Linked DNA regions of Homo sapiens: all the other regions are linked to region 1. Evidence: chromatin loops called from intact Hi-C (ENCODE). Cell type or tissue: A673. All regions are shown on one strand. Region 1 overlaps MMP13 (matrix metallopeptidase 13). Region 2 overlaps MMP1 (matrix metallopeptidase 1). Region 3 has its middle 8.3 kb from the start of MMP8.

What was found. A loop is a pair of places that touch in the nucleus more often than their neighbours do. Peaks named below come from ENCODE experiments on the same cell type or tissue, not always from the same donor. Only the 100,000 strongest peaks of a DNase experiment are listed, where the experiment ranks them.
Region 2: a loop joins it to region 1, with 2.9 times the contacts of the local background. A loop is called at or near these places in 6 of 110 quality-filtered maps.
Region 3: a loop joins it to region 1, with 11 times the contacts of the local background. A loop is called at or near these places in 41 of 110 quality-filtered maps.

The regions. Positions count from the first base shown.
Region 1 is chr11:102,937,975-102,945,974 of GRCh38, reverse strand. MMP13 (matrix metallopeptidase 13) reads left to right here. Exons shown (of 10, transcript NM_002427.4): 9 at 226-329; 10 at 1,609-2,980. The coding sequence ends at 1,709. Among named protein-coding and RNA genes, the nearest start is that of MMP13, 14 kb to the left of the region's middle. In A673, a CTCF peak has its summit at 4,806 (motif pointing right); a DNase peak (open chromatin) is centred at 4,814; H3K27ac peaks cover 2,419 bases.
Region 2 is chr11:102,790,119-102,798,118 of GRCh38, reverse strand. MMP1 (matrix metallopeptidase 1) reads left to right here. Exons shown (of 10, transcript NM_002421.4): 1 at 1-131; 2 at 619-863; 3 at 957-1,105; 4 at 1,330-1,455; 5 at 2,512-2,667; 6 at 2,828-2,945; 7 at 5,381-5,514; 8 at 6,624-6,786; 9 at 7,313-7,416; 10 at 7,598-8,000. The coding sequence starts at 27. The coding sequence ends at 7,707. It also overlaps the pseudogene WTAPP1. Among named protein-coding and RNA genes, the nearest start is that of MMP1, 4.0 kb to the left of the region's middle. In A673, a CTCF peak has its summit at 3,495 (motif pointing left); a DNase peak (open chromatin) is centred at 3,498; H3K27ac peaks cover 1,179 bases.
Region 3 is chr11:102,729,219-102,737,218 of GRCh38, reverse strand. No RefSeq gene overlaps it. Among named protein-coding and RNA genes, the nearest start is that of MMP8, 8.3 kb to the right of the region's middle. RefSeq lists silencers at 3,674-3,723, 3,844-3,893. In A673, a CTCF peak has its summit at 3,774 (motif pointing left); DNase peaks (open chromatin) are centred at 3,748 and 6,588.

The DNA of each region.
Region 1 (8,000 bases):
TCTTTAAAAAGATGGCCTTTGGGCAAGTCAACAAATACTCGTCAAGCATCCACTGTACACTCAGTATTCTCATTCCTAATTTTAAAAAGCTACCAGATGCTTTAAATGGACTGAAAATTTTAAAATTCTTGTCAATTTTGAAAGATGCCATTGTATCTATTGTATTATTTCTAAGGTACTTTCTAAGAAATATAACTGACTTAGGAGTTTTTTTTCTTTAAATAGATATGATGATACTAACCATATTATGGATAAAGACTATCCGAGACTAATAGAAGAAGACTTCCCAGGAATTGGTGATAAAGTAGATGCTGTCTATGAGAAAAATGGTAAGTAGTTACATTGCACTGACTTTAAAGAGGAGCTTCTGTAGCCCCTCAAAACTCTTTTCTGTACAAAGCATTTTTATATAGGACCTAGATGTGTTAATAAATGTATGGCAGTTAAGGAATTAATTGTTCCTGTGTGACTACCTACAAAGACAGCAAACCAAAAAAAACATGGTTAGAATAAATAAGAATTTTACTTAATGATTGCTAATTCTATAAATACGAGATGCTAAACCTTCAACATTACCTTAATCTATGCTTAAAGATGCCAAAATGCAAGGATATTGCCAGAATTCAAACTGGCTGTGGAGTGGGAAGTAATTTATATATAAAGACTCATAACTACCTTAACTATATAGTGACTTTTTACTTTAATTATGTTCTCAACCTTTTTTTTTTTTTTTGACAGAGTCTCACTCTGTCACCCAGGCTGGAGTTCATTGTCGCAATCTGAGCTCGCTGCAACCTCCGCCTCCTGGGTTCAAGAGATTCTCCTGCCTCAGCCTCTGGAGTAGCTGGGATTACAGGTGCCTGCCACCATGCCTGGCTGATTTTTGCATTTTTAGTAGAGATGGAGTTTCGCCATGTTGGCTAGGCTGGTCTTGAACTCCTGGCCTCAAGCGATTCACCCGCCTCGGCCTCCCAAAGTGCTCAGATTACAGGCCTGACCTCACCGACCTCCTTTAACTATGAAAAGAGATATTATTGATAACTTATAACAAATAGGCTGGGTGCGGTGGCTCATGCCTGCAATCTGAGCACTTTGGGAAGCTGAGGTGGGCGGATCACTTGAGGTCAGGAGTTCAAGACCAGCCTGACCAACATGGCGAAACCCCATCTCTACTAAAAATCCAAAAAAAAAAAAAAAAAAAAAGCTGGGAGTGGTGGCATGCACCTGTAATCCCAGCTAGTCAGGAGGCTGAGGCAGGAGAATCACTTGAACTTAGGAGTCAGAGGTTGCAGTGAGCCAAGATCACTGCCACTGCACTCTAGCCTGGATGACAGAGTGAGACTCTGTCTCATATACGCACACAAAAATCGATAATCCAAGTAGCAAAACTGTGTAGGAGGATTCACACCTTAAAAGAACAACTAAAAAATAAAAATAAAAAAATAAAAAATTTAAAAAGGAACAACTATTAAAGAACTAATAGAGTTTAAAAAGAAAAAGTTTGAAATTCCTACAAATGGGATCTAAGAGATTGAACCATTAATATTAACTGGATTAAAACCTTATTATTTTCAAACTCTGAAATTGTCTTTATGCTTTTTCTTATAGGTTATATCTATTTTTTCAACGGACCCATACAGTTTGAATACAGCATCTGGAGTAACCGTATTGTTCGCGTCATGCCAGCAAATTCCATTTTGTGGTGTTAAGTGTCTTTTTAAAAATTGTTATTTAAATCCTGAAGAGCATTTGGGGTAATACTTCCAGAAGTGCGGGGTAGGGGAAGAAGAGCTATCAGGAGAAAGCTTGGTTCTGTGAACAAGCTTCAGTAAGTTATCTTTGAATATGTAGTATCTATATGACTATGCGTGGCTGGAACCACATTGAAGAATGTTAGAGTAATGAAATGGAGGATCTCTAAAGAGCATCTGATTCTTGTTGCTGTACAAAAGCAATGGTTGATGATACTTCCCACACCACAAATGGGACACATGGTCTGTCAATGAGAGCATAATTTAAAAATATATTTATAAGGAAATTTTACAAGGGCATAAAGTAAATACATGCATATAATGAATAAATCATTCTTACTAAAAAGTATAAAATAGTATGAAAATGGAAATTTGGGAGAGCCATACATAAAAGAAATAAACCAAAGGAAAATGTCTGTAATAATAGACTGTAACTTCCAAATAAATAATTTTCATTTTGCACTGAGGATATTCAGATGTATGTGCCCTTCTTCACACAGACACTAACGAAATATCAAAGTCATTAAAGACAGGAGACAAAAGAGCAGTGGTAAGAATAGTAGATGTGGCCTTTGAATTCTGTTTAATTTTCACTTTTGGCAATGACTCAAAGTCTGCTCTCATATAAGACAAATATTCCTTTGCATATTATAAAGGATAAAGAAGGATGATGTCTTTTTATTAAAATATTTCAGGTTCTTCAGAAGTCACACATTACAAAGTTAAAATTGTTATCAAAATAGTCTAAGGCCATGGCATCCCTTTTTCATAAATTATTTGATTATTTAAGACTAAAAGTTGCATTTTAACCCTATTTTACCTAGCTAATTATTTAATTGTCCAGTTTGTCTTGGATATATAGGCTATTTTCTAAAGACTTGTATAGCATGAAATAAAATATATCTTATAAAGTGGAAGTATGTATATTAAAAAAGAGACATCCAAATTTTTTTTTAAAGCAGTCTACTAGATTGTGATCCCTTGAGATATGGAAGGATGCCTTTTTTTCTCTGCATTTAAAAAAATCCCCCAGCACTTCCCACAGTGCCTATTGATACTTGGGGAGGGTGCTTGGCACTTATTGAATATATGATCGGCCATCAAGGGAAGAACTATTGTGCTCAGAGACACTGTTGATAAAAACTCAGGCAAAGAAAATGAAATGCATATTTGCAAAGTGTATTAGGAAGTGTTTATGTTGTTTATAATAAAAATATATTTTCAACAGACAATTGCTATATGGTACATTGTCTTTAGGTATAATTTCAATCTTTCCTCACCCAAAGAGGGTTCATTGCCAATATTTTTATTTTTGGAGACAGAGTCTCTCTCAGTTGCCCAGGCTTGAATGCAGTGGTGTGATTCCAGCTCACTGCAACCTCCACTTCCCGAGTTCAGGCAATTCTCCTGCCTCAGCCTCCCAAGTAGCTGGGATTACAGGTGAGCGCCACCATGCCCGGCTAGTTTTTGTATTTTTAATAGAGATGGGGTTTCACCATATTGGCCAGGTAGTCTTGAATTCCTGATCTCAGGTGATCTGCCTGCCTCAGCTTCCCAAAGTCCTGGGATTACAGGTGTGGGCCACTGCACTGGACCCTTCTTTTTTTTTCTTTTTAAGAAAAGATGTTTAGGCCAGGTTCAGTGGCTCATGTTTGCACTCCCAGCACTTTGGGAGACCAATTGTTTGGGCCCAGGATTTCAAGATCAGCCTGGGCACCATGGTGAAACACAGTCTCTACAAAAACAAAACAAAACAAAACAAAAAAAAAACAAATTAGCTGGGGGTGGTGGTATGTGCCTGTAGTCTCAGCTACTAGGGAGGCTAAGGTGGGAGGACTACACGAGGCAGGGAGAGGTCAAGGCTGCAGTGAAATGTGATCACACCACTGCACTCCAGCCTGGGTGACAGAGCAAGACCTAGTCGAAGAAGAAGGAGAAGGAGAAGAAGCCAGGTCCCAGCTACTCAGTAGGCTGAGGCAAGAGGATCACCTGAGCCCAGGAGGTTGAGGCTGCAGTTAGCTATGCTTACACCACTGCACTCCATCCTGGGTGATAGAGTGAGACCCCGTCTCAAAAAATAAACAAACAAAAATAGAAAAGATGTTTCACTTGATTTCAGAAACATTTTCCCTATGTTTAACCATTTTCTTTCATGATACTTCTCTCTCATGGATAGACAGACAGACAGACAGATATACATAAAGATATATAGATATAAAGATATACATAAAGGTATATAGAAAATATATATAGTCAAGATTGTTTCCTGACTTCCACCTTTACTCCAGTCTCAATTCAAAATTCCAAATCCAATTGGTGTTACCTTGATGAGTGTCCTTCCACAGTAACCAAAGCATCGAATTCAAATTATAGCAAATGTCTATTTGGAGTTTACCACTGGTGATAGGGGTAGCATTAAAGAGAGCTGATTATGAACTGAGCAGATGGTCCTAATAGAATCTTCTATGAAATAGGTTACAGGTAAAATACAGATAGCCAGTTTGTATAGATATTCACGAATGGGGTTGAGAAGACCAAATGAATGTTTTATGAGAAGTAATATTATATTCACAAATTAAAGTGAGAGTGCATTTACCTAGAGCTAATGTACTAGGCAAATGCACTGCCTTAAAATTGAATTGTAGCTAGTAATGGCCTCTTCATCAGATAATAAGGGTAAAAGGTTTGAAAAACTCCTCAAAGTGAACCAATAGCATACTTGTATTTGGAATAGGAGAAACTGACAAGATCTTATATTGGTGTAACAAATTTTGCTCTTGGAATTATCCTGGGAGAACTTTTGTATTAAAGCAAAAATATTGTCCTGGATTTCCATATCCTCATGTCAGAATAAAAACACGAAAACATATATAACAGAAAGATAGCCACCATAAAAGCTACCAAGTTTAACTCACTTCCCGTTTAGAAAAAAAAGTGCAGCTCTCTGCACGCACAGTTTTCTCGGAGCCAACAGGAGTGGATTAAGCCCTGGTCACAGAAAATACCTTGATTTACGGATTCATCACGACGCTGTGAGATTTACAATACTTCCACTAGGTGGCACCAGCAACACCCTTTTTAAAAAGGTTGAACTGGTCAGAGAATTCAATTAAGTCACAAAACCAGTGCTTTGTTCTTTAACATAAGGTTGAGGAACTTAGCCACATCGCTGATTGTTTAACTCCTGACTTTACATTACTGACTTTCAAGTAAGATTTAATAGCTATGGAATTCAAGAACAGCTTGCTCCAGGTTTCTTAGTTTTTGTATATGAGTTCCCCTCACTGATCTCTCAGAGGTGAGTCGGAATTCTGTGTCATCCTGACTTGGTGGCTTGATGAAGCCACCAAGACCTGAAGCATGCACCCCTTAGAGCTAGGGCTTGTGAGTCATCTCAGGCCCCTGGGTGACAGACTCCAACGTGAACTACAAAATGCACAATCTACACAACCAATAGAATCAGCACTCCAAAGAGAAAACAAACCAGCACTGTTCTGGCACCAAGAGGGAGGAAAACCCAAACTACCAGGCATGATAAATTTTGTTTTCTAAATAAAAAAGTGGGCCGGGCACGGTGGCTCACGCGTGTAATCCCAGCACTTCTGGAGGCTGAGACAGGTGGATCACCTGAGGTCAGGAGTTGGAGACCAGCCTGACCAACATGGTGAAACCCCGTCTCTACTAAAAATACAAAAATTAGCCAGGCGTGGTGGCGGGCACCTGTAATCCCAGCTACTTGGGAGGCTGAGGCAGGAGAATCGCTTGAATCCGGGAGGTTGAGATTACCAACCAAAAAAGTGAACAATTGCTTATTACCTGAGGACAATGGCGAGTTTAGAGGAAGAAAGGCTTTACAGTTTCCGAAGTTTCTTTCTCACATGGTTTAGTTTTTCTAATTTTTTGGACTTTTATCTGCCTGGTATATTGAAGTATGCGAAATGCTGATTTAAGACTCCTTGATTTTGTTCTACCTCACTGCTTACAAGACACTCAGATTGAACTGCAGCTAATAATGATCTCTGGAAAATAAAAAATGTGCTGAGTTTATAGCAACAGCATGGCCATTTTTGTAAGAGTTTATCATGATGTCTTAATTGACCTGAATTGCCAAAACTGCCAGAGGTGTGTGAACCAGAGCAACTCCATCTTAAATAGGAGCTGGGTAAAACAACGCTGAAATCTACTGGGCTGCATTCCCAGACCGTTAAGGTCTTCTACGTCACAGGATGAGATAGGAGGTCGGCACAAAATACAGGTCATAAAGACCTTGCTGATAAAACAGATTGCAGTAAAGGAGCTGGCTAAAACCCACCAAAACCAAAATGGCGATGAGAGTGACCTCTGGTCATCCTCACTGCTACACTCCCACCAGCGCCGTGACAGTTTACAAATGCCATGGCAACATCAGGAAGTTACCCTATGTGGTCTAAAAAGGGGAGGCATGAATAATCCACCCCTTGTTTAGCATATCAGCAAGAAATAACCATATAAATGGGCAACCAGAAGCCCTTGGGACTGCTCTATGGAGTAGCCATTCTTTTATTCCTTTACTTTCTTAATAAACTTGCTTTTACTTTGCACTGCAGACTCACCCTGAATTCTTTCTTGCGTGAGATCCAAGGACCCTCTCTTGGGGTCTGGATCGGGACCCCTTTCCTGTAACAAAACTATACCCTAAAATTAGGTTCTGTGAGAAGGAAAATTTCTCTTTCATACATGAGCCCGAATAGGTAAAATTCTATTGCATAAATGCTATCTGAGTTGTACACACATGGAGAAACACATACAAGTATATGCAAAATTCATTGTAACCCACTCTAGAATTACTCATTCAATAACGTCATCACACATCAACTGGGCAAGGAACAATTGTACGTACACGATATTGAGAGAATTCTGTCTCTTAAATTTTGATTGCAATGAAACTGGACTTACTATCCAAATCCACCTGTTATGCCTTACAGTTTTTTATAAGTGAAGATAGTGACACTCTTTTTTCATAATTTATGCAGGATTAAAGGACATTGCACAAGCATCCTTATCTGTGTTCCATCTTTTGTGCTTATCTGTGTCCCATCTCTTGCGCCAAAAATATGTAAAATTAGCAACTAAAAAGGTTTATTTATTTTTTGTTTACTTGTTTTAAAATGGTTACATATACCAATAGCCTTCCTTTTCTGGACAATCTTCTCTTTCCTTTATTAGACTGGGCACTAAAAGCCTGTACAGGTCACAAGCAAAACCATTCATGAGGCCCTTCCAATTCTATCTAAAAAGGAGTGTTGTATTCTGGAGTTAAGAGCATCTGCCTTTCTGGGTTGTATCCTTTGGCCAGCTCGTGCCTCGGCTCAGTGAGTGCTCAGGGCCTTGTGGATTTGCTTCCAAAACAACGCAAGGAAAAAGAAGTCTGAGTTGTGTTTCTGAGCACATGGGGTACAATGTGTACACTAGTGCTGGCTCAGTTTTTGGCCAACTCTAGTTCTGAGTATTGTGAGCTGAGCAGAGGGCTGGGACACAGCATCAACTGTGCCTCCAGCCACATCCTTTTCTGAACCCATTTATAAGGCTTTATCCCTTAATAAATAAGATATCTCCTAAATACTTGCATTCCTAATTTCATAGGAAACATCTAAATTGTTTTATGGTTTGAATAACAGCAAGATAAGATACAGGTTAAGGAAGCAGAATCTCAAGGAAGTGAAATAATGGGCAATATTTTGCAGTCATCGTAATGGAAGTCAGATACTTGGCAACAAAAATTACCCAGGCATTATGTGGGATTAACTGGAATATGAATTAAGGGCTCAGAGCTATTTTATGAGAAATGCACTGTACACTCTGTATATGAAATATGCTTCTACTTGGTATTTACTTTTAAAACATTTCCTGAAATCTTTCAATGGGGCAGCTTTGGGGACTAGAGAAATATGGCAATATTGTGTGTCCTGTGTTTACATAAGATACAAAAATTTAGAGAAACGTATTAGATCATCTGATTTCAATTCCTTCAGTTTACAAATAAAAATCTGGGGCCAAGAGAGAGGAAATGATCCTTTCAAGAGCATACAATAATGCTGAAGACTAGGCCACAAACATCATCCACTTTTCTCCTTCTATCTTGTTAACTCCTCTACTCTCTTCCACAGGCCAGGGCACAGATTGTCTATCAGGGGGCATGAAATGTAATTCTACTGGAATGATACCACTAGCCTGATGGCATCCATGTCCCAGAGTCAAGGGAAGCTGAGC
Region 2 (8,000 bases), 150 kb after region 1:
CACTGAGAAAGAAGACAAAGGCCAGTATGCACAGCTTTCCTCCACTGCTGCTGCTGCTGTTCTGGGGTGTGGTGTCTCACAGCTTCCCAGCGACTCTAGAAACACAAGAGCAAGATGTGGACTTAGTCCAGGTAAATGCTGCATTGCATGTGACAATAATGTAAATTTTTAGTTTGTATTTTTCTGCAGTAATGTAATAGAGTTTTTTAAGGATAGGTTTCTTATAAAGAGATTTTTTTTTTTTTTGCTAGAAACAGCACCCTCCACCCAAAATGTATCTAGCCATGCATACGCTCTCTTTTTCCAGTTGGAGGTGAGAGTGAACTAAAGGAACAACATCCAAACTTGTCTCCACAAATTGTAGACTTGTAACAGTATGCAAATCTTGCTCTACAAAAATTGCTCTACTATGAAGTTCTTACTTCACAATAACTAATAGTAGGGACATTTCTACTCTGAAATTTCATTTCTCACCAAAAATAAGGATAAAAGCAACTGCGAAATCTAAACACAAGGTTTAAAAGCAGTTCTCTGTTTTGGCTAAAACTTAATGCCATCAATTTTTAGAATAATGAGAAAGATTTCCCATGCAGTGTTTCGATAATTTTCTTTTGTCAGAAATACCTGGAAAAATACTACAACCTGAAGAATGATGGGAGGCAAGTTGAAAAGCGGAGAAATAGTGGCCCAGTGGTTGAAAAATTGAAGCAAATGCAGGAATTCTTTGGGCTGAAAGTGACTGGGAAACCAGATGCTGAAACCCTGAAGGTGATGAAGCAGCCCAGATGTGGAGTGCCTGATGTGGCTCAGTTTGTCCTCACTGAGGGGAACCCTCGCTGGGAGCAAACACATCTGACCTACAGGTAGGCAGACTGAGGGCCAGAGTGAGAGAGCTATTTCCCATGACAGTGGTAAGAAGTCATGTCCAATGTGTCTCTATTTTGTTTCATTCTAAGGATTGAAAATTACACGCCAGATTTGCCAAGAGCAGATGTGGACCATGCCATTGAGAAAGCCTTCCAACTCTGGAGTAATGTCACACCTCTGACATTCACCAAGGTCTCTGAGGGTCAAGCAGACATCATGATATCTTTTGTCAGGGGAGGTAAGTTCTTCTTATAGCACCTTAACCTCACCTTGCCCCTAGATCTCGTAGCTTTGCAACTGGAATTGATTGTTTAAGATGAATGTTGATTTTATGGGCTCGAAGAGGGAAACTGCATCACAGTTGATGGAAGTCTGTTGGCCTCTTAACAAAGCTAATGCTTGCCCTTCTGGCTTAGCTTACATAAGAACCACAAGGAATCTTTGTTGAATTGTTTCTTTCAGATCATCGGGACAACTCTCCTTTTGATGGACCTGGAGGAAATCTTGCTCATGCTTTTCAACCAGGCCCAGGTATTGGAGGGGATGCTCATTTTGATGAAGATGAAAGGTGGACCAACAATTTCAGAGGTAAGCCAATCAAATTTGCCTCTCTCAATTCTCCCACCCCTTCATGTTTCATTGTAATATTGGTTGATTTAGTTGAAAGAATGCATTCATAGAAGTATATATTTTTCTATTACCACTCAGAAAATTAGTGATACACTTAGAAAAGTGAAAGAGCGGTCTTTTCTGCTAGCTAACAACATCTTAGCAGTGACAACTAGGCCACTCTAAAATTTTTATTAAGAAAATTGTTGAAAACTTTGATGTTTTAATTGTGGGCATCAACATTGAAACTTTTTCATTAGAAGAAAACAGTGAAATTTAACAGCGGTCATAAACTTATGTGGAAATTAAAGAAAAGGAAGGCTTTTTGTGTTTTCCAAAATTTCCAGCAGTCAACATTTATCAGTTTTGTAAATAAGAAAAATATTAAATATTAGGCTGGGCGCAGTGGCTCATGCCTGTAATCCCAGCACTTTGGGAGGCCAAGGCAGGCAGATCACAACGTCAGGAGTTTGACACCAGCCTGACCAATATGGTGAAACCCTGTCTCTTCTAAAAATATAAAAATTAGACAGGCATGGTGGCACACGTCTGTAATCTCAGCTACTCAGGAGGCTGAGGCAGGAGAACCGCCTGAACCCAGGAGGCAGAGGTTGCAGTGAGCCAAGATCATGCCACTGCCCTCCAGCCTGGGTGACAGAGCAAGACTCCGTCTCAAGAAAGAAAAAAAGAAAAAGAAAAATATTAAATGTTAATAGAACATTTTGCTTCTGTGTGAAATAGTACGTGTCATTTAATCATTGATAATATTGATTAATCTGTGGTGCGCTTTCAGTCAGCTGAGTTTGTCTTTTAATTGTATCAATGTAATCATAGAGTTTAGGTTTCAACATGTCTCTTCGTTATTAATAAATGCATGCCTTCTGCCTTCGGAAAAAAGATATACATGCATATATTTCAAAAGTCACTGATAAAATAGTAACATGAGTCCTTGTAGTTGTAAATTATTTATTAGTTAAATGCCTCAAAACTGAATACCTTTCAAATAATTACAAATTGATTTATTGGCCTTTTTAGAGTACAACTTACATCGTGTTGCAGCTCATGAACTCGGCCATTCTCTTGGACTCTCCCATTCTACTGATATCGGGGCTTTGATGTACCCTAGCTACACCTTCAGTGGTGATGTTCAGCTAGCTCAGGATGACATTGATGGCATCCAAGCCATATATGGTGAGTATGGGGAAAAACATTACGGACAAGGGCCTGGTGGTCTTTATATGTATTTCAAATAAAACAGCCATTAGCGATATCCTTGAAGAAGCTGTCTTCATTGTTTATGTAGTTTTCTAATACTAGGCAAAACTAACTCTAGGTATTTTATTTTCCTTAGGACGTTCCCAAAATCCTGTCCAGCCCATCGGCCCACAAACCCCAAAAGCGTGTGACAGTAAGCTAACCTTTGATGCTATAACTACGATTCGGGGAGAAGTGATGTTCTTTAAAGACAGGTAAGATGTCAGTTCTTCTTTGTGATCTGCATTTGTAATAATAACAACATTCACCACTATGATTAACTATTATGCTTCACATGTTACTTATTTCATGCTGATTTACATCTATAATCACATGGTAGCAACCACATGCATTTGTGCAACATAATGTACTTGTAACAACTTTGTTTTTCTACATGTATTAGGTCAACTGATTCTCAGAAAATATAGTTGATTTTGAAAATCAGTATGTATGATCTTTTTTTACAGATTAGCAAAGTAAGTCAGAGAGAAGGAAAGAGATCTTTTGGGGGCATAGAGCTCATTGGTAGCAGAGCAGTTATTGGTCTTCTGTTCCCTATTTCAGGTCTCTTTTCATTATGCCACTCTTTATGGTGATAAGTATCATTGGACTTTCTTAGGAGAAAGTGGTCCTTTCCATAGCAACATCTCACTGATGAGGGTTGCATAGCCATCCTTTAATTATCTCCCCTGCCATCCTGGAAAAATGGCCCTCCCAAAGCCTATTAACTTGAAGGGTCTCTGTTGCCCCCTGGAGGCCCAGAGAAGAAGAGAAGAGAGGGCACCAATGCTGGGAAAGTCCCCAAGAACTGATGAAATCCCTCCTGGGACAGATAGGGGCAGCCACAACATGGTGCTTCCCTCTTCAAAGAAGAATCCTAGAACTCCCTCTGCAGCATGTGGACTCAAAAAGTTGGGGTCATCTCACATGCAAGGAGGAGGCCTGCTCTCTGTACCATAGTGATTCCTAAAGGATCAGGCAAAATAATAACACACTCTTTTGGTGTGTTATTGCACACCGCATTTGGTGAATGATGCAGTCCACAGAAAGATCAACACATAGAAATTCAGGGTGGCCTGAAAGGCTCATTCTCTGCAGCCTCTCAAGTGCTGTGGCACTGTTTTACTACTCTGTAGTCGCATCTCTCCTAGAATTCAGGGCACTGGCTCATAATTCTTTCTGCCCTCTCTTTACTTTTTAAGTGTAAAAGATAAGGCTGGAGGTAAACTATACAGGGTGTGGTTCAATGCTGGGACAAGTTAAGAAAACACATGGTTTTAAAGGAAACCTCTCAGTACAACAGGACACACCTATCAAACCAAATATTACTAGATGGAACAGGACCAATTTGAGGATTTGCCAGAATTGAAAGGACACAGAGATCATTTAAATGTCGCCATGTCGAGGAGACATGAAAGGCTAGAGATAGAGATAGTAACTGATTTGCCTAAGGCATCACAGCCAGGCAGAGGAAGGACTGGACCTAGAAGTCAGGTTTCCGACAGCCAAGGCCGTAGGCTTCCCTGTGGCCTGGAATCTGGAGCTCTTCTGTGTCAGCCCACATAACAGTCTATGCTGTGCTGTTACCCTAGTCCCTATTAAGCTCTATAATCCACTTTGTGTAAATACTACTAACCAAGGGACAACAAAGGGATTGGCTGCCAGAGCGGAGTTTAAAAATCAACCTTAGCCTCTTACCAGCTGGGTGGCCTTAGACACCTCCCTTAGTCTCCCCAACCTCAATTTCTCATCCTCAAATACTCTCTTGTAGTGTCCTTGTGATAAGGTCTGATGTAAGGAATGGGCCTGGTGTGTTGTAAGTAATCACTAAATAATAGGATATTAGAGTCATGGTCCAGTTGGTAATGTGCACAGCCGATCCCTAATGGCTCACCAAAGCTGACTGTTAAATTTTGAAGAATTTTGCAAGCTAGCTGTGAACCATAGCCATTATTAAAAATTAAATTATAGGCCAGGTGCAGTGGCTCACACTTGTAATCGCAGCACTTTGGGAGGCGGAGGCGGGGGAATCATTTGAGATCAGGAGTTCAAGACCAGCCTGGCCAATATGGTGAAACCCTGTCTCTACTAAAAGTACAAAAATTAGCTGGGCGTGTTGGCCTGTACCTGTAATCCCAGCTACTCAGGAGGCTGAGGCAGGAGAATCCTTGAATCTGGGAGGCAGAGGTTGCTCTGAGCCAAGATTGTACCACTACACTCCAGCCTGGGTGAGAGAGTGAGACTCTGTCTCAAAAAAGTAAATAAATAAAAAAGAGATAAAACTTAAATTATATAAACAAAATTAAATTACATTAAAATAAAAGGTAATAAAAATAATAAAAATTCATCAGTTTGTCATAATTTTTACTGCATTTTTCTACTTATTTATGTTCTTAAAGTTACTTATGCCTATTTTATTTGTATGCTATACAATGGTGCTCCACTGAGACTCTTGAAATTCATCATAATGGGAGTATTTCAAGCTAGTGAAATCAGCAAATGCTATAAACCAACCCTTCTTTGGAGAGCTGAATGTTATACATTTACCAGCACACCACTAGTGCCAGCAACAAGAAGGAGCTGGAGCTGGATATCTGCCAGAGATTACCAGAAATTAGATGGAAACTTTTCTTGCTTTTTTTCTAATCAGATTCTACATGCGCACAAATCCCTTCTACCCGGAAGTTGAGCTCAATTTCATTTCTGTTTTCTGGCCACAACTGCCAAATGGGCTTGAAGCTGCTTACGAATTTGCCGACAGAGATGAAGTCCGGTTTTTCAAAGGTAATCTTTCTAATTATTTTTCACTGCTTTAATAAATCAATTTTTCATTCCCTTTGGGGCTGAGATATAAGGTTACTAGCTACATTCTCTCCAGGGACTTTTGAAAATCTCAGTCTCACCAACCAAATCAATGAAAGTCCATCAACTTAACTAAACGGTGCGTAGCGCATTTTGGAGTCATTTTAAACAAAAGGCAAATGACTGGAGATAGAACGTTCTGGCCTTTTTAATGAATCTAGATTTACAAAAATATTTTCTGCACAAACTATGTATTTAAAACCCCCTCCATATTCCTGGGAGTACTCAAAGTAAAACTCGAGACACTATGCCACGCACCAATATTTTTGCAAACGTGTGTTTAACGTAGTACAATGAGTAAGACATTTGACTCAGCCATACACTCAAGGCAAAGAATTAAATGCAGGTCAGATGGGCCAAACGCTTTGAAACAGGATTTTTAGCCTTTAAATTATGAAATTAAATGGATGTTAGAGACAGAAAGTTTCAAATTCCTTTTTCATGAGGGGTAAATAGCACGTGTGTACAGTAACAGAAATCTTGGCTTTAGTATATGAGACCAGCTTTATGTGATGAGGGGCTTACTGAGTATAAACACGGAATCTGGACACAGCATTAATTCAAGTATTTGGAACTATCTTCTAGTCAAATGCAGTGATTTGAATCCAGGATTGCAAACCCTTACAGGTTATGAGTCACTACAGCACTTCACCCTTTATGATACAAATGGTTTGAACTTCCACAGTCCATGAGCAAACCTGGAGAACCGAAGTTTATATCACCAAGGTGGCATAACTAACTCTTTAGTCATTTGAACATCTGACTGTGGAAAGAAGCCCCCAACTCCATAAACAAGTCATTCTCAAAGCTTGCTGCAGATTAGAATCAACTAAGAAGCTTCCAAAGATAGACACATTTAATTGGTCTGGGATAGGGTCCTGGCATCAGTATTTTCAAAAATCTCCCTAGATGATTCTAATCTGCAGCCAGGGTACTGCACTAGCATGTGAAACTAAGAACTTAGCTGAAAATTCACTTACTGCCTATTGAAGTCTTAGGCAAGTGTTTTATCACTCTTTCTTGATTGGCAGGGAATAAGTACTGGGCTGTTCAGGGACAGAATGTGCTACACGGATACCCCAAGGACATCTACAGCTCCTTTGGCTTCCCTAGAACTGTGAAGCATATCGATGCTGCTCTTTCTGAGGAAAACACTGGAAAAACCTACTTCTTTGTTGCTAACAAATACTGGAGGTAAGTTTAAGTGCAGAGAATGTTAGGGCCTCAGTTCTTTCTACATAAAAAGTTCTAGAATAGCCCATTTCAAAGTGAGTCTCAAACTGCCTTGGCCGGCATCCTTTCCTTCAGATGGCTGGTGCCAATCTATCATCTATTTAGTCTATTGACCAATAATCATCACACAATGCCTGCACTGGGAATCCAGAGAATGTAGGGGGATGAATTTTAAAAGGATGTAGAATTGAGGACATTCATCTTAACGGAGCTACTTTGGCCAAAAGTTACTTATCTTCCATAGTATGTTACCTCGATAGGACATAGCGTAGAACCTACTGGAGAATTCGATGCTGGATTTCAGAGGGGCCTTAAAGGCCTTTTAGTTCACCCAACATTCCACCTTATCCCATCCACTCCCCATTTCACAAATGATCTATAAAATGAAATATTCTGGTTAAATTCCTCATTGTGTATTTTCTGTAATGATTTTCAGAGTGCACATGTTTAGCAAAAGGTCTGACACTCTTAACTCTTTTCTGACCAGGTATGATGAATATAAACGATCTATGGATCCAGGTTATCCCAAAATGATAGCACATGACTTTCCTGGAATTGGCCACAAAGTTGATGCAGTTTTCATGAAAGATGGTAAGTGAATATACATGTATTTCCTCCATTTCATTGCCGTAGCAATAACATCATTATTGTTAGTTGGAACAGCAAATGCCAAAAATATCTGTGCTCACAGATGAATTGGTTTCTCAAGAATTCAAGTTAAACCTAGAAACTACTTGTATAATGTAGTAAGTCTCTTTTGTTTTGTTTCTAGGATTTTTCTATTTCTTTCATGGAACAAGACAATACAAATTTGATCCTAAAACGAAGAGAATTTTGACTCTCCAGAAAGCTAATAGCTGGTTCAACTGCAGGAAAAATTGAACATTACTAATTTGAATGGAAAACACATGGTGTGAGTCCAAAGAAGGTGTTTTCCTGAAGAACTGTCTATTTTCTCAGTCATTTTTAACCTCTAGAGTCACTGATACACAGAATATAATCTTATTTATACCTCAGTTTGCATATTTTTTTACTATTTAGAATGTAGCCCTTTTTGTACTGATATAATTTAGTTCCACAAATGGTGGGTACAAAAAGTCAAGTTTGTGGCTTATGGATTCATATAGGCCAGAGTTGCAAAGATCTTTTCCAGAGTATGCAACTCTGACGTTGAT
Region 3 (8,000 bases), 210 kb after region 1:
TAGAGGGGTGTCCTACATAGATATGTCTTCATCTAGGGGGTAATATGTCTATATGAGGATTTAAAGATTTGGTTCAGGGCCAGGGCCAGTTTCTTTCTAGTAAACCTAGATATCTTTATCACTACCAGGGAATTTTCAAGTTCCTGGTTTGGTTTCAAGACTGCTGGGAAAACCTTACAGCTGGCAAGGACACAGGGTGGTCAAGGCACTCTGATTTTTGGTCAGGACACAGAAAAAAAAAGTGAGGGGAACTGGGGAACCCTGCAGGAGTTTTATTCAGAATATATAAGAAATCTAACATATTAATAATAAAGTGACACATGCAATTAAAAATGCATGGGAGTTTTAATCAGACTCTTCACAAAGACATATATATGGCCAATAAACACATTTAAAAAGTACTTAACATTATTAGTTATCGAGAAAATAAAATTCTTATAAGGCACCACTAAAAAAAATCCACTAAAATCATTAATGTTAATAAGACTGACAACACCAAACATTGATGAGGAGCTAGAACATCTGGAAGGCTCATACAATATCAAATTGCTCACAGTTCAATATTTATTCACCCTATGACTTCTACATATTTGCCCAAGATAAATGAAAACATAAATACCCCAAAAAAGCTTGCTCAAGAATTCATAACAGCTTTATTCTTGATAGTCCAAATCTGAAAATAGTGGCATATTCATACAATAGAATATTACCACTAGTACTATATACAACAACATGGATTAAACTGAAAACCATTAAAATGTCTCTCTTATCCTAAGAGACATCATTCTAGGCAAAAGAAGCCAGGCACAGAAGCTAATATATACTTTTGATTCCATTATATGAACTTTAAGATTATAAAAAGTAATATATAGGAAATGAAATCAGAACAGTGATTGACACTGAGGAGGGACTGTGTTTGACCAAGAAAGAACTCAGAGAACTCAGATGATGGAAATGTTCTCTTCCTTCATGAGGTATGGGATACATTGGCTTATACATTTGTCAAAACTCACCGAACAGTGTAGTTAAGACTTGTGTACTTCACTATATGTCAATAGTATCTCAAAAATATATAAAGAAAAAAGAAATTAACAGCAAAAGGAAGTCTTAATTATTCTATAACTATAAAATAATGTTTAATGGTTTAAATATCTTCCCACAAAGAAAACATTAAGCTTAGATGGTTTTATTGGTTTGTTTTGCCAAAAGATCCATGTCAAGGAATAGATCATTCCAATCTTACACAAACTCTTTCAGAGAAAACAGAGGACATATTCCACCATCACCATATAGCACATAGGGAGCAACTTTAGGTACTTTCTTATTAATACTGGGAATAAGAGAAGGATGCCTGCTATCACTGATATTCGTTTAATATAGTCCTGGATATCCTGTCAAAAACTGAAATGAGGCCATGAACAGTGAATCATGCCTGTAATCCCAGCCCTTTGGGAGACTGAGGCAGGAGGATTGCTTGAGCCCAGGATTACAAGACCAGCCTGGGCAACATCAGTAAGACCTCATTACTACAAAAAAAAAAAAAAAAATTAAAATGAGGAAAATATCAACAGTTATAAAGATCAAAAGGGAAGAGTCCAAATTATAATTATTTGTAGATAATTTGATAATTTACATAGAAAACCTCAAAAGAATCAAAACTCTTAAGATGAGAAAAATTGTAATGTTTCCAAGTACATCAACACATCAAAATCATTTACATGTCTATATATGCACAATAAACAAGTAGATCAAACATAGAAAACAAAATATTAATAGCCACAGCAAAATCAATTACCTCTTTAGGAAATAACATAGCAAAAACAGAACAACCCCTTAAAAATGAGAATTTAAGACTCTATTACAGACATATAAGAAAAATAGAATATGATCTTCATGTATGGAATGACCTAATACTCTAAAGATGACAATTTTTCCAAAATTAATTTGTAAATGGGAAGCAATTTTAACTAAATTCCAATGGCAGTATTTGGGAAAGGAAAATTGATTGCAAGGCTTTTATTTATAAAAAAAAAAATACACACTAGGAGCTAAGAATTTTGACAAAGAACAAAGAAGGAGAGAGTCCCACCAAATATTAAGACATTTTACAAAACCTCTGTGACCCCAGTGGTGCAAAACTTACGCAGGAGCAGAGACATAAGCTAATGGAACTAAATACAAGTCCAGAAACATGCTTTTGGTATGATAGGGGTGGTACTACAAATTAGAAGAAAAAAAAGAATGAATCCTCAAATAGTTGTTTGGAGGCACTACATGGAAAAAATAAAGATGAATTCTGTATCCCAGCAAGTGCAAGTAACAGATACTCTTCACTGTGGAGTTCCAGCTACTGGGCACATGGAAGAATTATACTCCTTAGCCTCCTTGCAGTGGGATGGGACCACATGACTAGTTCTGGACTATGACTTGTGCTTGGTTCTGGGCTGGAACATTTCATTGCTTGTGCAAAACCCTTTAGAAATCTTTTTTCAACCAACATGACAGAGAGAATTCAAGATCACAGCTTCTCTGGAGGTCTGTGAAACTGGGTCACTGCCATACACAGAGGTCCTCTGTCAAACCATAATTGACACATAGCACAAGCAAGAAATAAATCTGAGCTGTCTTATAAGACTAAAGGATGCAGGGCCTATTACCAAAGTGTAATTTTGCTTATTCTTTCTGATGCAGACCATGCACAAAAGTATACTTTGAATTGGTTAAAGACTTCAATATGAAAGGTAGAACTAATTCAACAAAATACATAGGAGAATATTTTGACCATCATAATGTGGGGAAGAATATCTCAAATAACACCAAAAAAGCATAACTCATAACGGGCAAAGCTGATAGTTTTGATTACATTGAAATTAAAGAATTATATTAAATGAGAAACAGAGAAAGTGTCTGCAACATATGAAACTAAGGAAAGATTAATAGGTGGTTCAGAGAAGAAATTCTTTTAAATCAACATGAAAAAGGTAAGAAATCCAGTAGAAATGCAGGCATGGAAATAAGTTGGCTATTATTAGAAGGGGAAATCTGGGTAGCTGACAGCATATAAAGAGATATCCAATCTTACTAGTAATCAACGGAATACCAATGTAAAAAAGATACCTACTTATACCTACCAAAAATGGCAGAAATTAGAAGTTCTGGTTATATTAAGTGCTGATAAAAACATGGGGAATATGAACCCTTATTTACAGCGGGCAGAACTGTTAATTGGTGCAACCATTGTGAAGCAAAATCTGGCTGTATCATAAGAATACCTGTATTCTAACCCCAGTAGTCCCACTTGTAAGTATTCATTCTGACTGTGATCCCCAGGAGACTTGTAGGGCAGCCAATACAGAACTATTTGTGAGAGCGGGAAGCTAGCCACCGCCTGGATGGCCATTGTTGGTGAACTGACACTTAGAATGTGATAGCCCTTATCAAGTAAGCTAAAACTGCCACCCACAACCTGGCATTAAGATCTGTTAACAGAGGACAAAATAATGTGCTTAGGAACATTGTGACCACTGTGGAGTTTCTCATTCTGCATTCTCACCTAAAGCAAACTATTCATTTTAATGAGCTTTGGCCAAGTCTTTAATGTCCAGTTCTCCCACTAACCTACCTAGTTCAAAACCTGGGCTCATCCTTACTAAATGAGATAAATGGGATCTATTTGTTTTACATTCTTATTTCGAAGAAGACTGTTGATCTGACCGAACAGTTCACCCTCCGAATACCCCAGTGGACTTTGGCGCCCTCTGCTGGTTTTACAGGGGGCATGATGACCACTAGCATGGCTAAGAGTGACAGGTCTCAGCCATCCGTGACTTCATTGAAGGCCACTGGTTGCGTCTGCTATACACCAGCTTACTCTGGGAGCATTAAGCCATAGAAAAATATCTGGATGGAGACATTTCAAAATGTTAACATTGGTTACCTCTAGAAGAGGGGACTGAAGTAGGGGGAAAGGGGGTTAGAAAACTTCACATTTACTTACCGTACTTCTGAAAGTTTGGAATTTTTTTTTTAATAAGCATGTATTTTTGTATTACTAGACTATTTAAAAATAAGTGATTTTTAAAATAAAATAAATCGTTTGAACAACACTTTCTATATTGCTTTTCGTGCATTACCTCCTTAAAGCCCACGGCTTTGAAATAAGAACGTAAAACAATATAGCAATATAGAAAGTGCTCCTATCCTGTGAGGCTTTTTTTTATATTTAATTGCCAGAGAACTGTAATTTTTATCTGTTATTTTGCACTCTGTGTTAAACATTTTCTACACATCCATATTTAATCTTCACAACATTCCTATGATGTCAGGGCTATTGTTACCACCATTTTACACGCAAGGAATTAAAACTTAGGGATGTGAAGTGAACTGTGTCTAGGGTCCCACAGTAATAAGTGGCCAATTAGGGATGTGCAATTAAGACAGAGAGATGAAGGAACTTGTGCAAGGTCAAGCAAATGATAGAGTGGAGTCAAACCCAGGTCTTCGGATTTCCATTCCCCATGCTAAAGAGAAACAGGCTGTCTGTGAGTACCTCGGGCTTGTCACTTCAGGTTCCTCTGATGTTTGGTCCTGATGTATGAGGCAACCACATCTGTAGAATTTGGAGGAAGAAAGAGTCAGAAAGTTCCCATAATGACCTTAATGTGACATTTAAACTAAAGAAGCTACTCAGGCAGAAGGTCAACTCCAGTAGAAGACTTTGTGGAGACTGAACAGAAAGAGCCTTGGAATTAAACCAAACTTGGATTCCCAAATTCTGCCACACATTACACATCTGCCAGTGTGTGATCTCAGGTAATTCACTTAACCTTTCTGATCCTCAGTTTCTGTATTGCTTTTAAAAGACGTAATACCTAAGAAATTTACATAAAAGTGACTTTGCAAAAGCCTTTATGACAGTACCTCACTTCTAATGAGTATTCAGTAAATACTCACATATTCTTGGCATGGAAAGTCAAAATGGAGAACAGGGTGGGTGCAGGTTATCCTGGAGTTATAGGGCATGGTCTCCTAAAGGGCTTTTCAAATCACATGCAGACCACAGATCCTGAAGTGCCCTTCCCTGTGCAGTCAGTCTACACATTTACTGACTACCTCCATCTCTTCTCATTGAGAATTATTGCCTGTAACAGAAAGATCAATGGTCCCAAAAATGCCCACATCCTGACCCGTGAACATGTTAGCTTACATGGCAAAAGAGGTTTCACAGGTGTGATTTGGGTTAAGGACCTTGAAATGGGAGATTAGCATTATCTCAGTGGGTCCAATCAAATCACCTGAGTCCTCACAAGTGGAGACCCTCCCCCAACTGTGATCAGGGAGAGACAAGAAGATGGAATAAGGGTTAGAGAGAAGTGATATTGCTGGTTTTGAAGATGGCAGAGGTGGAAATACAGGCCAAGGGATGCAATAGCCTCTAGAAGCTGGAAACAACACAGAAACTGATTCTCCTCTATAGCTCCCAGAAGGAACACAGCACTGCTAACATATTGATTTTAGCCCAGTGAGACCCATACCAGACTTCTGACCTGCAGAATCGTAAGGCAATGAATTTATCTTGTTTTGAGCCATTGGACGTGTGGTTATATGTTACAGCAGCTGCGGAAAACTAATCCACTGCCCCTGACAAGCCAATGTCACCAAAGGGCATATGTGGTGTCTTTCTGATATTTTAGGTTAAAAAATAAATTCAGGTTGAGAACCATTGATCAAGAGGAGTGAGAACAGAATCTAGTGGGGACTATATAGATGTGAGACAGTTTATTGAGATGAATTCTCACAGACTCCAACAGGCGTATGTGGGTGACAGCTGGTTGGGCTCCAAGGGGGATGGGAGCCAGATGTGTGGTGTGAGGAGCAGGTGTGTGATGTGAGGAGGAGCAGGTGTGTGGTGTGAGGATTGGGTGTGTGGTGTGAGGAGGAGCAGGTGTGTGGTGTGAGGAGTGGGTGTGTGGTGTGAGGAGGAGCAGGTGTGTGGTGTGAGGAGTGGGTGCGTGGTGTGAAGAGGAGCAGGTGTGCGGTGTGAGGAGTGGGTGCGTGGTGTGAGGAGCGGGTGTGTGGTGTGAGGAGTGGGTGTGTGGTGTGAGGAGGAGCAGGTGTGTGGTGTGAGGAGTGGGTGTGTGGTGTGAGGAGAAGCAGGTGTGTGGTGTGAGAAAGAGCCGGTGTGTGGTGTGAGAAGGAGCGGGTTTGTGGTGTGAGGAGCGGTTGTGTGGTGTGAGGAGTGGATGTGTGGTGTGAGGAGGAGCGGGTGTGTGGTGTGAGGAGTGAGTGGTGTGAGGAGTGGGTGTGTGGTGTGAAGAGGAGCAGGTGTGTGGTGTGAGGATTGGGTGTGTAGTGTGAGGAAGAGCAGGTGTGTGGTGTGAGGATTGGGTGTGTAGTGTGAGGAAGAGCAGGTGTGTGGTGTGAGTAGTAGGTGTGTGGTGTGAGGAGGAGCGGGTGTGTGGTTTGAAGGAGTAGAGGCACTGACTGGGCTTCCAAGAAGTTTGACAGTGAGGGAAAGGAAACAGGATGGTAACTCAAGTGATTAATAGGGTAGAAAGAAGTCTGTTGTTTGGTTTTATTTTGTTTTACTAGAGAAACCATGTAGGCAAACAGGAAGCAGCCAGTGAGGGAAAGGAAATAGCGGGGGAATGTGTAAGGAGAATAGTTCTGGTGTGGAGATACAGAAAGAGTCCCATGGACACACTAAGAAATTGAATATTTTGGTGGTAAAAATGAGAGAAAACGAGGGCATTTACTTAAAGTGGGAAGTAATACCTTGCTATAGCTAGACATTGTTAGAAAATCAAGAATGGAGAAGATTTAGAAAAGACAGTGCCTCAGGAAAAATGAAAAATGAGGCATTCCAGCCACACAGCTGGATTGATTTAGTAGAAAAGAGAGTTTTGGCAAAATCCACTTCGCAGTTTCCTGCCTCTACATACACAGAGCGGCCTGGAATGGAAATGTTTACTTTTCTGCCATCTGTTCTCGTGGGTCTGTCAAACTAGTTTCTGGACAGTCGTTGACTCTCAATGGGTCATTTTCTCCATTCTTTCTTATCCTCAACACCCTCTAGTTGGGAGGACAATAGATACAGGGGCAGAAATGGAAATGTTTGGGGCTAATCAAAACCATAAGGATAAGATCCTCCATGCTCACTCTAGCTACTCTCTCACTTGCCTGGACCATGGCGGCTGCTCAGCAGGCCTTTTAATCAGCCTCATCTGTGGGTTGAATTCACTACCACGGCTTCTCTAAGTCTCCACTTCCTTCAGCTCCAGCCTTAGCCTTGATTCCATCTGTCATCCTCAAGAGAACTCTTTGACTCTCAAGACAACTCTGTTTTTGTTTTTTTTGTTTTTTTTTTTTTTGAGACAGAGTTTCGCTCTTGTCGCCCAGGCTGGAGTGCAATGGCACGATCTCGGCTCACCACAACCTCTGCCTCCCGGGTTCCAGCAATTCTCCTGACTCAGCCTCCCAAGTAACTGGGATTACATGCACGTGCCACCATGCCCAGCTTATTTTGTATTTTCAGTAGAGACGAGGTTCCTCCATGTTGGTCAGGCTGGTCTCGAACTCCCAGCCTCCGGTGATCTGCCTGCCTCAGCCTCCCAAAGTGCTGGGATTGCAGACGTGAGCCACCGCACCCGGCCTTAAGGCAACTTTTATTTTATCTGTGTGTATCTGTGATGCGAATTGCTGCTCCTTGGAGATGTGTGGTGTGATGACCCAGGTTCCCTCCTGTCTTCTTCAACCTCATTTCTTCACCATCCATCCCCACACCAAGAGTAAGACCCATGACCACCCGCTAGGGCCAGGTCCTCACGACCTTTCACTTAAACTCTTACTCCACCTTTTAATTGTTCTTCTTATTTATAACCTCTCTTCAGTCCAGTCTATCCTAGATACTATGGCCCGGTTAGTTTTATTAAGTCAGCATAGATTGTTACATGGCTCAGAAACAAACAATGTCTGCTCATTGCTGGCCTTTTGATGTTTAA